Regions from separate parts of the Homo sapiens genome. Here all the other regions are linked to region 3. A link is a contact called in ENCODE Hi-C data. All regions are on one chromosome and are shown on one strand. Each heading gives the region's core, a stretch centred on a gene start or an enhancer-like site at or near the end of the contact. The rest is flanking DNA. Distances are from core to core; before and after follow the strand shown.

Region 1 (4,738 bases), core at 1,064-3,563, 1.7 Mb after region 3:
AGCAGCTTCCAGGCCCCACATGACCAAGCCCTTGCTTCCTTTCTTGCTTTTTTTCCTCTCTCCCTCATGTAGTCCAGCCTCAATCAGTAACATGCTCCCACTGCAGGGCCTGTGCACAACTGCTGTCGGCATTTGCGTCCAGAGATCAAAGTGCAAGTTCCCTGTCTCCTTTCTGGCCTCCTCTCAAGTGTAACCCTCTCTGGTAGGTTTTCCTGGCTACCTCTTTATAAAATAGCAGCTCTGTCCCCAGGGCTCCCTGTCACTCTTCCATGATTTATTTTTCCCCTTAGCACTTGTAATCCTCAGATATGTTATATATTTCCTTGTTTTGGTGTTATTGTGGGCTGCCTCGTCTCACTGGAAGTGGAAGATCCAAGAGGGCAGGGACTCAATCTGCTTTGTTCACAGCTGACTGGCTGGTGGGTCTGGCACACAGTAGGCCATCGCAGGTGGTGTGCTGGTAAATGTTAACAACTGGCTCTCCAGGGATGGGGACCTTGATTTGCTGCATTTGCCAATCTCCATGGTATAAATATTCTAAACATGACCAATTCCAAGCTACCAATGTGATGTCACTGAATGCAAAGTTAAGAAGGGGCACTAAAAATCAGCATTCGAAGCCAGTACAAGCCATCTTTAACATACTGCTGGTCCTTGCTAAATAGTTGTTGAATAAATTAACTGAATAAATGAGTATGTCTGTGAATTGACAGGGTCTTTTTTTTTTTTTTGAGGGTATGACTCCAGGAATTCAGAGTCTGAAATCAAGTCTACCCAAAACCAAAGGATCTGTAACATGAAGAGCAAGACATCATATGTTGGTTAGTGACATCTGTGATGGAGGCTTTAAGTGAATACAGGAGGAGCATGCCTATTTAAAAAGAAAGCTTTAAACATTAACTACAAGGGAAAACAGAGTTTATGAAAATAACTTTGCTACACCTGCAAAAGCTCAAGTGAGTCATTTCCTTTCTGTTCTCTGGGGCTCTATTTTCCCCGCCTGCCAAATAAAGGGTTTGGATTCTAAGGATCTTTCCAGCACTGACAGTCTATGAAGTTAAGAATGTAAACAAGTCCTAAAGATGCATGTATTCCACCCTGCTTTTTAAAATGCTTAATTTAAAATCTTTTTTAAAAGTCTAAATTAGACTTCAATTGCATGGACTATATCATACTTCAAGGCTGTATTCTGGGAAGATACTCACTTTCTCCAGGACAAAATCCATTTCATGAAATTAATGATGACCCTAAGCTCCATGGACTCACCACAGCAGGCCCCAAAGCTAGACATCCTCCCCTCACCTAAGCCTGCTGCTTCTGGGGATGGCATGGCTGTGGGTTTCCTGTTGCCTTTTCCACACAAGGTCCAGATAAAAAAGAGACAGATGTGACAGTGAGACAGGGGGAAATGTGAAAAACACAAAAAAATCTTTTGAGAGTGGTCAGAAGGGAGATTGAGAGAGTAGATGAATATTTTAAAAACCATAGTGAGACAAAAAAAAAAAAAGTACAGTGCTCCAACAAACAGCTGCCCTCTGTGGCAGGCATAAAAATGACCCCCTCCCTCAACTATGTCCACATCCTAATCCCAGACCCCCTGAATGTGTTCGGTTACATGGCAAGGGGGGATTAAGGTTGCAGATGAAATCAAGGTTGCTAATCAGCTGACCTTGAGATATGCTGAGTGTTCTGGATCAACCAGGTGGGTCCAAGGTAATCACAAAGGTCCTCAAAAGCAGAAGAGGGAGCAGGAAGGGGAAAAGCAGAAAGAAGGCAGCCTGAGCAGGATTCAGCCAACGTCACTGGCTTCAAAGGTGAAGGAAGGGAGCCAAGGAATTCAGGTGGCCTCTTAAACCTGGAAAAGGCAAAGAAACAGATTCTCCCCTAGAGGCTCCAGAAGGAATGCAGCCTGCTGACACCTGGATTGCAGACCAGTGAGACATCCTTCAGACCTCTGACCTCCAGAACCATCAATCTGTGTTTGTCCTCAAGCCACTAAGCTTATGGTAATGCTACACCAGCAACAGGAAACACATGCACCCCTCTATTTGCCTATACTGTCAGGTCATCTGGTCCCTGACCCTGATGGCCTGTGTGACCCTGGAGAGGTCTGTGCCCCTCTCTGGGCCTCAGAACCCTCATTTATACCATAGGCCTTCATATCTTGGTACCCCTGGATCCCACGGCTCCATGGTTGAAGCCATGTGACAGGGCACACATTTGCTCACCAGCCCTGACCCTTAGATGTCAGTGCTGTGGCAACTGCTGTGGGTTGAATTCCTAAGGGAGGATAAAACTCTTCTCAATTCATGACCACAGTTACACCCAGGTTTCTGAAGCTGACTGAGCAAGTAAGTGGCTGGAACTTGTGCAGCCTATGCCTACACCTATTGCTAGATGCCCAGCATGGTGTGTTTTGAGTTAATCTGCAGAAAGCCAACTGTAGGAGTGTCCATGTGGCCATCTGCAGGTCCAGAAACTCACTCTGAGGGGCCCTCAGACAAATGACAGGCCAGCACACCCCAACGGAGGGCTGTGAGCAACACAAGTGAGGTGCCTCCAAAGAACCCACCTTCACAAAGTGCCCCTGAGGAGCCAAGAGGCTTGGAAGACCTAGCCCTGGGGGGTTGTAAGTAAAAATTTCCTCTCCCATGCTCCGTACTACATCTGAAGTTTCCTGAGGGTCTACTCAGGTCAGGTGTGTGGGTGACAGCAAGAGCCACAAATGTGTAGAGAAAGGCCCCCGCCCGCAACACAGCACTCTAGCGAGAGGGAGAGAGAGACGAGGGTTAGAGGACTGCCCAGTCAGGGCCAGAGTCCCCATGGTTCTGAGTGATGGTGAGAGGAACCCAACAAGGGCAGCCCTGACAAGCCAGCGACAAGTGACAGGTGGCCCCAAACAGCCACAACCCCCACAATGGGAGTCCAGGTGACATATTTTCCAAGCATCTCTTGATATCAAAGGGCACAGAAGAAAAACAAAAAATAAACCAGAAAATAGTCCCTTCAGCTCCCGGAGTCAGATCTGAGGAGTGTCAGAGTTAGGAGGGCCTGACTGCACAGATACTCACACCGCCTAACATCTCAGCAGGTTGCATCCTCCACCTGCCCCCTAACCCCACCTGTGCCCCTAGGTGTGACTTCCATGGATTTTCCTGAACCTGATGTTTGGAGGCCCAAAAAGGGCCCCAAGTAGCTCCCTCTCCTCCAGCTTCCTTAGGACAGAGCGGTGGAGCTGGCTCTGTGCATATGGCCAGCTCTGATGCCATCTCACTGCACTTTCCCACGCTTTAGAAGAATTATATGTGCACATGTGTGTCTCCCCTTGAAGAACTCACAGGACCTGGTACACACTAGGACTGAGACCCATGTTTACCAAACTGAATTAAACAAAAAACAAGGGGAAGGGGGCACTGATGGAGGGGAGTTGGGAAGGGCAGGGGATGCAGATATATTTACCATTGGGATTACTTTGGCCCTGGTTTCAAATCAAGAGCACTGTGTAGAGTTGTGTAGTATGTGCACTACACAAAGACGCCTCGCTGAGGCAGTGAGAGAGAGCTGAAATCCAGCCCATATTCCATTTGCCAGTCTGTGTGCCCTTGGATCTGCACCCACCCAGAACCTTGTCAGGTTCCTTGGATTCTCTGTGCCTCAGTTTCCTCATCTGTGAAATGGGGATAATAATTGCTGGGTTGAAGGATGCTTTTTCTCAACTCCCAGTGTTTTCTAGAAGTTTGAAGAAGGCTCTGCTGGTCTGGCCCACCTGGCCATTCTTCCCCTCTTTAATCACTCCACCCTAACGGAGGAAGTGTGAATTATATGACTGATAAATTCCATAAAAAATAAAAGGCATTTAGGCTCAGCTTTACCCTTTTTCCTCTTAGAAGTGGGCTGCTCTTCCACGGGCAGCCCCTCCCCACCATGTATTATATGAGAATACCTGCCCTGGGCCCACGATGGGAGGCTGGCTTGAGCCCAGGAGTTCACAACCAGCCTGGGCAACATAACAAAACCCCGTCTCTACAAAAAATACAAAATATTAGCCAGGTGTGTGGAAATAAGTGCATCTGTGGTCCCACGTACTTAGGAAGCTAAGGTGGGAGGATTGCCTGAGCGTGGAAGGTCAAGGCTGCAGTGAGTTGTGATTGCGCCACTGTGCTCCATCCTAGGTGACAGAATGAGACCCTGTCTCCAAAAAAAAAAAAGCAAACCAAAGACATTTCCAAATAAAAACTAGAAAAAAAAATTTAACATACCTGCTAAAAAAAAATACTAAAGGAAGTTATTCGAGTAAAAAGAAAATATAAATGCCATAATTATTCCAACTAGAATAAAAAATTATCGACTGGATTTAAAGTTCCAAATACATGCTGTTTATCAGAGATAGGCTTTAACTATATACTAGAAGGAAATCTCAGCAAATATCAAAGGATTGCAATCATAAAGAATAATACATATATAAACAATTAAATAAACAATATATATAATATATATATAAATATAAACAAAAAAAACCCTAAATGTATGAAATTAGTAGTACATGCCTAAATAACCCATGGGTTAAAAAAAAAAAAGAAACCACGATGGGAATTAGAAAATATATTAACTAAGTTATACGAATATGTAACGTATTAACTTACGGAATACAGACAAAACATTACTTACAGAGAAATTTGCAGCTTTAAAACATATTACAAAAGAAGAAGGCTGAGAATCAGTAAACTAGAAAATAATA
Region 2 (4,417 bases), core at 1,636-4,135, 1.9 Mb after region 3:
ATTGTTTTTGGTAGTCTCTTGTTCTTTGCTCATGTTTTTGAGTACTTCTTTTATTTTAAAAATTATCTTAAGCATTTTAAAAATATGTGATTATTCTAATACTTTTGGAGGATCTAATTCTATTATCATTTCCCCTAAGTCTCACTCAAGGTGGCTTGTTTCCTCATGGGTTTTTAAATTTTGAGTTTGGCACTTACTATTTTGGTAACCTTAATCTGTGAAAAATCCTAAAAGACCAATGTGGAAAGTCTGCTTCTTTTGTAATATGACGTTCTGGGTAAAGTATATGAAGAAAGACATATGTAGGTGGAAAAGGAAAAATAATTTTAAAAGCCGTTTCGGATAATTGTGGATATTCTTTGATACTACCTCAAAACTCTGACAAGTGGTAGCTTCTTCAAGGTTATTTCTAACTCAGAAACTATAGCAATGAATTTTTTGTACTGTCAGAATAAATCTATTAATGTATCTTAAGCTTTGAATGGCTCTTTCACCAATACCTGATTTCATAACATCATGCATTGGTCACCTGGAAAACACTGGTTCACTGAGTTACGCAGATTATCCAAATACTATCAAAAAAAAATCCACGTTTGTTAATATCACCACTCATCTCATCACAGATATCTTTAAGGACTGTGAAGCTGCCAAGCTCACAGCAAAAGATACGAGTCTTCCCAAATTCTAAAATTTCCCCAAAGTTTGAATTTTATTATTGGCCACAAATACTAACCGTTGTTTTCTTAAAGTGACAAACTCACTTCATTCATTTTCCAGATTAACAAATTTCTATGAAACATGTGCTACTAACAAGACCAGTCATTAAGTAAAAATCCCACTCCGGAAAGGTTTTCAATTGCACTTCACAATGGAGTTATCCAAAATGGATAGGGGTGACAGTGTGTCTCATTTCCCCATATACAAAAAATGGGTAAAATTAGATCATCTTTAAATTATTTTTCAGCTGACATAGGACTCAGTAATTCACACAATTAACTAACTGATATATGTGTGTTCTTGGAAAATTAGAAAAAAATATCCAAACTAACTTAAATCAACTAACTCGTATATTCGGAAAATATCTTAAAGTACAAAACAATAATCAAGACAACATAAACAATACACAAGACAGTAGTTAGTAGCATCGGAAAGCTGCCGCGATCAAAGTTTACTTTAGTTAACTAGATCCTGTCTTAACTACCGATGGATGATTTTCACTGCAGTTCCAGGCTAACGTGGCAGAGGGAGGGGTTTGGGTGTGGTGGTTTTTTTTTTTCTCCAAATTAGTTGTATGCTTCCTTCTAAAGGGAAGGATATTTTTTAAAATGGCAAGTTAAGAAAAGACAAAGGAACCACACCTAATTTTATTTGTGGAGTGGAAGGTGGGTGGAGGGAGACAGAATATGCAATCGGTGTTCTGACACCAATCATGAAGAAAAAAGTTAAGCCCGTGGTGATATTTCAAAATGAAAGGCTATTTATTAAAATCGGTCAGGCTCAAACCAGCGAAGAGGACAGATGGCAAAGTGGCTGAATTTGCGGCAGCTATGCCCCAATGAATTATTTCCGAGATAGGGTTCCACCCTCTGTAGCTAAGGCAAATTATTGCATCAGGCGCCCATGCAGGAGAAACCCGTTTGGTGTTTACTACTAAGTCATGATCTCCGGGGTCCTACTGCAAGCTCTGGCTCTCCCTAATTGCATATGGGAATCATCTGAAATAATCTTTTCCTTGATATCTCTAAATTCTAAACTCTATGGCAGTGCCCTAGGAAAAGGAGGTCTATATTAAATCACCAAGTCCTTCAGCCCATGAAACCTTCCCTCACCTTCGGGAAAATCAAATGTCAAAATATTCCATACTAAGGATGGCTGACTTCACTCCGCAACACTTAGTTTCCCAGGTTTACGATCTGAGGGCTCACTGGTTCCAAACGGCCTTTTCAGAAGCCAGAAAAGATGACAAGAGCAAAGGATGATGAGTTCACAGCATTAATAGAAAAGTTCGACACCTCCCCACATCCACATTTCAATTCTATTTTCTCAGCCAATCATTCCGCTAAACTAAGCACTGAATGAAGGAAGATGTTAAGGGGGAAACACTATCAAAGCATCCTAAAGATTAAAGGGCCTGGCCGTAAGACGAAAGAACCGGCAGTTTTTCGGCTCATCATTGACCACTGAAAGAATTAGGAGGCTTTCCACCCAGGGTGCACAAAGAGTACAGCAGAGCCTGGAAAACTGAAGTTAAGGTTATTCAGTTAGGAGGCGAGGACAACCAAAGGGTCACAGATCCCAGCCCCACTGGAAATAGAGGAGACGCGGGCTGTGACAGAATGGGGAAGGGAGAACGGAGCCGGAGAGGGACGCAGGAAGTCGGAGGGGTTCCAGGGAGTCATCCAAAAAGAGAGGAGGACGGAGGTCCGCGGGAGAGGAGGTGGCTGACGCACGGGGGACTTGGGACCAAAGTGGGGGAGGCGAAGAAGACGCCAGAGGATGAAGGGAAAGAAAGGGGTAACCGAAGAGGAGGACAGTTCCCCGGGGAGGAGGGAAGGATGACCAGAAGAAGGCCCTGGGAGGAGAGCCGGAGGCTTAGCGGAGAGCGCAAAACACCGGTACCTGCTGGCGCACTGCTAGCCTCAGAGGTGCCAGCACCTCCTCAGCCCCCGCGCCGTCCATGCTGCTCCGGGAGGCGGCGGCGGGCAAGGAGATCGGGGGGCAGGAGGCCGCGCTGAGGGACCGGCGGAGCAGGAGCGAGGGTCGGGCTAAGAGCCGGGGCGGCAGCAGCAGCAGCAGAGCGGCGCGAGCACCTCTAAGCAGCACTGGACGCGGAGAGGGCATGAGCCTGCGGCCCTGGGCTGTCCAGAGAGGGTGGCGACGGAAGCGGCGCGCGCCGCCCGGCTCGGAGCATGATGAAATCGCCGCGTAAACGACGCGGCGCGCGTGCTGCCGCACATTCACCACCGCGTGACGCGGCGCCGGGTCGCCGCCGCAGATTCGACACAAAACCCGGAAGGACCCCGCCGAAGGTTTTCTCCGGTTCGGGAGAGAGGTAGGTAGGGTTGCGAGCGAACAGATTTGCACAGAAGTGCGTCAAGCCACCCCAGCAGGGTGGATGTTCAGGGACACAGCTCTGAGCGAGACCTGCAGGCCGAGACACACGAGAACCTTCAAAGCATAGGTTTTTATACGAGTGACACCCCGGCCGACCTACTTGAACGGACACTTCTGTTTCTGTTCTTTCGCGCCCTGCGCCTTAAAAGGGTCGCAAAACATCAAATCAGATAGGGATCTTAGACTTCTGTTGCTCAAGTGCAGATGTTCCCCAGATAAGGAAATAGGCCCAGAGAGGTTAATGATTTGCCCAGAGTCACACATTCTTGGTCCGCCGATGTCAAGACAAAAGCTGGCGAACGGGGGAGGAGGAGTGAGGGGATAGAGTCACCCCAGGCTTTCTGGAGAAGGTAAATTCCAATCTGCCCTTGCGGGGCGAGCAGGATTTGAACCGGCAGAGATGAGGAAAGGCAAGAGGTGCCTGATAAGTCTTTCTGCTTGGCATAGCCTCAGTCTATCTGCCTCCTGTGGTTAGGCCCCAGCTGACCAACCACCCAGAGATGGCTTCCCCCCGCCCCACACACCCAGTTCCTCCTGCCCAAAGGGTGGAGGGCCTAGAAAAGCTGGGTTCCCCCTCCAGGAAAGGAAGAGAAAAATGATGTGTTGGTTATAAAAACAGCATTGCGCACACCTGCAAAAATGGCTAAAATGAAAATGATGGAAAATGCCAAGTGACCCTCTGAGACTCCCCTACACTGCTCAGGGGAGTGTTAACTGGTGCAGCCAGCCACTTGGGAGCTCTTCGGCAGTATGCACGTACGTCTCCCTGTGACCCACAATCCCACCCCAGGAGTGTGCAGGAGTAGACGGGCTCAGTATAATGAAGTCTCCTTTCCTAATGGTGTGAAAGTCCATGTTATTTCTCTTCCCGTTCCAGTGTGCAGTTCTGGAGAAGTACTTACAATTCAACATGAGCAGGGTGGGTTGCTTAAGAACCTTCTGCAATATTGAACAATTATATTTTTAAACACTTTTATTTCAAGATTTGATATTAATTATAATTTATTTGGCTTTTATTTTACTAGGCAATTTTGAATTTATTTTAATATCTTTAAATGTGAAAAATCATTTTAAGTTTTACTTTTATTTTTATTTAGATTTTTATTAAAATGTTGAAATTCTATATCCTTTGAATAAAACTATTTTATTTCTAAAAAATTCCTTAGATCAATAATGTCTCATCCATTTTCATGTTAGGACAGTCCTGAAAGGACTCCAAATCCGTTCTTCCCTCCTCCCCGACCAATTCATCCTCCCCACTGCTGCTTCAGTCATTCTTTCTTTCTTTTTTCTTTTTCTTTTT
Region 3 (4,376 bases), core at 616-3,115:
CTTTTTTTTTCGCTCTTGTTGCCCAGGCTGGAGTGCAATGGCGTGATCTCGGCTCACAGCAACCTCTGCCTCCCGGCTTCAAGCAATTCTCGTGCCTCAGCCTCCCAAGTAGCTGGGATCACAGGCATGTGCCACCACGCGCAGCTAATTTTGTATTTTTAGTAGAGGCGGGGTTTCACCGTGTTGTCCAGGCTGGTTTCGAACTCCTCACCTCAGGTGATCCACCCGCCTCGGCCTCCCAAAGTGCTGGGATTGAGACAGGGTCTTGCTCTCTCACCCAGGCTGGAGTGCAGTGGTGGGATCAAGGGTCACTGTAGCCTCAGCCTCCTGGGCTCAAGCGATGTTCCCACCTTAGCCTACCGAGTAGCTGGGACTACAAGTGCGCTATCACATGCAACTAATTTTTTAATTTTTTTGTGGAGACAGTGTTTCCCTTTGTTATCTAAGCTGGTCTCAAACTCCTGGGCTCAAGTGAGCCTTTCATATCAGTCTCTAAAAGTGCTGGCATTCCAGGTGTGAGGATATATTTCAAAATTACGCACAAACACGATTTTTTCACTCCCATCACTTTTCTCTTATTCCCTAGAGAACTTAATTTTTGCCAATAAGTCTTCTAAAATGTTACATTTCCTGTGGAATGCAAGAAACTAAATGCTTCATTAGCTAGTGGTGGCAATTACTATTTTTAATACTTCAAAAAAGCATTTCAATTTACTGTTCACTAGCACATTATGACATCATTCCCTTCCAGTGTTTGCTTGCTCATTAAATAATCCTGTTTCTATTTTGTTCTCTTGCCTTCAATACATAGATTGCAAATATTCCATTTCAGATGCTGCATTAATGATTCAGTGAGGCTGCTGAAAAACGCCTTTATATTTGAACGGTTTGGTAATACACTTTCTCTTATTGCGGTTGATATGGAGAGATTAATCTCTCACCAAAAGGCAAAATCTGGAGAAGATGAAATAGCAAAACTAAGGACCAATGGGAAGGGGGAGGCAAAGTCAATCGACAACCGTACCTAACAGGAGAGATTCCAAGGCTTCCATCAGATAAACAAAGGAAGCTGATTTTTCTACGGAGGCTGCATGTGCTGCAAGCTACCTGAAGCATTAGTATGCAAGCCCACTGAGCCTATTACCTTGAAAGCAGAGTCCAAGCACTGAATTTTTCTAGACTCCCATTATAGGTGGACACCCAGAAAGCCAGTGGAGACAATGATGGACGGGGAAGAGAGTGGGGCCGGTCTTCGATGCTTTCCTCCCACTCCACCAAAGCAGAAGTTAAAAACCTACAACCTACACGTATCAACCAGCTCCTCCGCTGCTCAACCATTTTTCAGGGGCAGAAGGAAGAGGTTGTGGGGGCTGGGCTTCATGTGGGGCGGGTGGGAGGAGCTGCAAAAGGAGTCAGGTTGAGAGGCGAAGGGTCGCAGGCGCTGTGGGGAGGACTGCACGACGCGAGCTGAGCACACAGAAGCAGGGCAGGGGGGCCCCGGAAGGGGCGAACGCCCGAACGGCTGGGGGCGGGGGCGGGCCCTTTCCTCACCTGGCAGCCCTTCTTGTGGTGAAATCCGACCACCACGATGTGCAGTACGGGCCCCCGGGGGACGCCATCCCCGCCTCTCCTGGCCTTCTCCATGGGCGGCCGCCGCGGGCCCGCACGACGACTTCGACCGCCAAGGGCAGCGGGTCTGACGACCCCACCGTGTGCGGAAAGCCGCGGACTTCGGGTGTCAGCGAGCACAGCACATGAGGGCCGCACAGGGAGATCGGTGGAGGCAAAGCAGCTCCCGCCGCCCCCAGGGCCACGGCCGCCCTTCCCTCATCCGCTTCCGCAGCTTCCGGGCTGTCACCTGACACGGCGGCCGCCGCCGGCGAGGCAGGGCTGGGCAAGGCCGGGAGGGCCCTGACGGGGCGGGGTCTGAGAGGCCGAGGTGGAGCCTGGGGGAGCGGGGTGGGTCTAGGAGAGGAGAGATCGACTCTGTGGGGCGGGGAGGAGCGGGGGGAGGAGCGGGGGGAGGGCGGGTCCGGGTGGGACTTGACGAGGAGCGGCGGGGTGGGGCTTACGTGACCCGGGCGGCTGGGCTTGCAGAGCCTGTGGTGTCCGCGGGACCTGGAGGTGCGGCGTGGCACACCTGCTTTTTCCTCCCTGGATTCAATCTCAAAGCACTTCCTTCTCTTTTGCCTTCTCTTTTTCCTCAAAGTTTTCCCACTTCCCTCTTCTCTTCTGTTTTCCTTGCTTTTTCACATCTTTTCGGTTCACTCTCCGAGTGTCCGATTCCTTCACCTCCTTGCCTTTGCCTCTGTGGCCCCCGTCCTTATTCTTAAATATGTAGTAACATGGAGCATACTGGTGAGGTTGCGTATCTGTGTATTCAGCCTTTAAATTACTTGCTTACTCGAGAATTCTTGTTTGTTTCTTTCTAGAGTTTTTTTTTCTTCGTTTAAATATTATGTGTAGGAATCTGAGACGCATTTAAAACCTGAAACAGAATATCCTTGACAACAAAGGAAGTTTACTTGGATACGTGTAAAATGATTATTCTAGTCCTGCGATTTTATAAGAATATTCTTTTCATTCCATCTCATTTTGGGTGTAGTACTCTGGTCAATACAAAATATATGGGCTCTGTTGTCACCAGGGTTTTTTAATTCCTTTACTGATTGTACTACAATTCTTTTTTAAGCAGTGAATCTCATGTCAATTTAAAGTGCATTATAGAAAAGATTTAACAAGTCTTATCTAGGACAGTTTTCAAATAACCTAAAGGATAGGTGTCTGCTTCAAATAGAATTCGAGATTACTACAGTAACTGTGATATTTTGCACTTCTGGTCTTGAAAAGTAAGGAGCTCTGTTCTAATCTAACCATAGCTGAGAAAAACAGTAGGCTTCCTAAATCAAATTTAGTTTCTGTGATTCAGTAGAACTGTTTTAATGCTAATACTGCAGACATTTTTCAAGATGCTGCTATACATTTCTTTTCTGTATTACAAAATTATTGGCATTGGCTAAGAAAACTGTGTAAAACTATATTGCTCCCTGTATGCAGAATATATTAACTGTTTTCTTAATATATTAACTGTTTTGAGCTGTCAGCTGTGTGATGTGTTAACTATTAATATTTTCTTGATATAACCTGTCTTGATATTTTCCACAATTGGCATGGCTAAAATTACTGTCTAATTGAACACCTTTTAAAGATGTATATAAGGGCCGGGTGTGGTGGCTCACGCCTGTAATCCCAGCACTTTGGGAGGCCAAGGCAGGCAGATCACCTGAGGTCAGGAGTTCTAGACCAGCCTGGCCAACATGGTAAAACCCCCTCTCTAGTACAAAATACAAAAATTAGACCTGTAATCCCAGCTACTCGGACGGCTGAGACAGGAGAATTGCTTGAATCCGGGAGGTGGAGGTTGCAGTGAGCCAAGATTGCACCATCGCACTTCAGCCTGGGGGACAAGAGCGAGATTTCCTCTAAAAAAAAAAAAGATATATATAAAAAGAGGGTCAGGCGTGGTGGCTCATGCTGGTAATCCCAGCACTTTGGGAGGCCGATGCGGGCAGATCACTTGAGGCCAAAAGTTGGAGACCAGCCTGGGCAACATGGTGAAACCCCATCTCTGCTAAAAATGCAAAAATTAGCCAGGCATGGTGGTGTGTGTAATCCCAGCTACTAGGGAGGCTGAGGCAAGAGAATCACCCTAACCCGGGAGGTGGAGGTTGCAGTGATCTGAGATGGTGTCACTGCACTGCTCTCCAGCCCAGATGACAGAATGAGACTCCATCTCAAAAAAATAAAGAAAGGGAGAGAGAGAGAAAGAAAAAGTTAGTTACTGGGAAAATTGAGACAGAAAGTGAACAAGGGAATTTCCAGGATTTTTTTCATCTCTAAATACACAGACTGGACCACTTAAGAATTTAGAATATAGGTGGGGCATGGCGGCTCACACCTGTAATCTCAGCACTTTGGGAGGCCAGGGTGGGTAGATCACTTGAGTCCAAGAGTTCGAGACCAACCTGAGCAATGTAATGAGACCTCATCTCTACAAAAAATAATAAAAAATAAATAGCCAGACTTGGTAGCACGCGCCTGTGGTACTGGCTTCTCAGGAGGCTGAGATGGGAGGATTGCTTGAGTCCGCGAGCACACCACTGTACTCCTGCCTGGGTAACAGAGTGAGGTCTTGTCTCTAAATTAATAAATAAAATATGATGGGGTGTTGCTATGTTGCCCAGGCTGGCCTCAAACTCTTGGGCTCAAGGGATCCTCCTGCCTCAGCCTCCTAAGTAGCTGGGGCTACAGTTGCCTGCCACCATGCACATCTTACATTATGTTTTAAATGAGTTGTATTAATGTAGAATAAATTC

Evidence for each region. Hi-C counts contacts between places; a loop is a spot of excess contacts on that map. Pooled maps may share reads with other maps.
Region 1: a loop to region 3 is called in a map with no recorded cell type, with 8 times the contacts of the local background. The contact joins the enhancer-like site here to the promoter of AVL9 in region 3. A Hi-C loop is called at or near these places in 9 of 37 single-sample maps with no recorded cell type and 3 of 50 pooled maps.
Region 2: a loop to region 3 is called in a map of CD14-positive monocyte, with 11 times the contacts of the local background. The contact joins the promoter of GARS1 here to the promoter of AVL9 in region 3. A Hi-C loop is called at or near these places in 6 of 168 maps with a recorded cell type or tissue (B cell, CD14-positive monocyte, CD4-positive, alpha-beta T cell and 3 more), 4 of 37 single-sample maps with no recorded cell type and 19 of 50 pooled maps.

What each region holds. Positions count from the first base shown.
Region 1 is chr7:30,792,891-30,797,628 of GRCh38, reverse strand. The region is part of intron 5 of MINDY4 (MINDY lysine 48 deubiquitinase 4); the gene reads right to left. The region is part of intron 7 of INMT-MINDY4 (INMT-MINDY4 readthrough (NMD candidate)); the gene reads right to left. Among named protein-coding and RNA genes, the nearest start is that of MINDY4, 24 kb to the right of the region's middle. Within about 2 kb of position 2,313, at least 7 of the 41 ENCODE cell types and tissues checked have a DNase peak (open chromatin) inside an H3K27ac peak, as active enhancers do.
Region 2 is chr7:30,593,346-30,597,762 of GRCh38, reverse strand. GARS1 (glycyl-tRNA synthetase 1) reads right to left here and starts at 2,885. Exons shown (of 17, transcript NM_002047.4): 1 at 2,620-2,885. The coding sequence starts at 2,841. RefSeq lists a silencer at 1,594-1,693 and enhancers at 1,589-2,202, 2,203-2,816, 2,837-3,186, 2,817-3,430.
Region 3 is chr7:32,492,978-32,497,353 of GRCh38, reverse strand. It overlaps AVL9 (AVL9 cell migration associated), which reads right to left and starts at 1,865. Exons shown (of 16, transcript NM_015060.3): 1 at 1,552-1,865. The coding sequence starts at 1,644. It also overlaps a transcript of LSM5 not described here. RefSeq lists enhancers at 471-1,269, 1,270-2,068, 2,142-2,351 and a silencer at 1,402-2,051.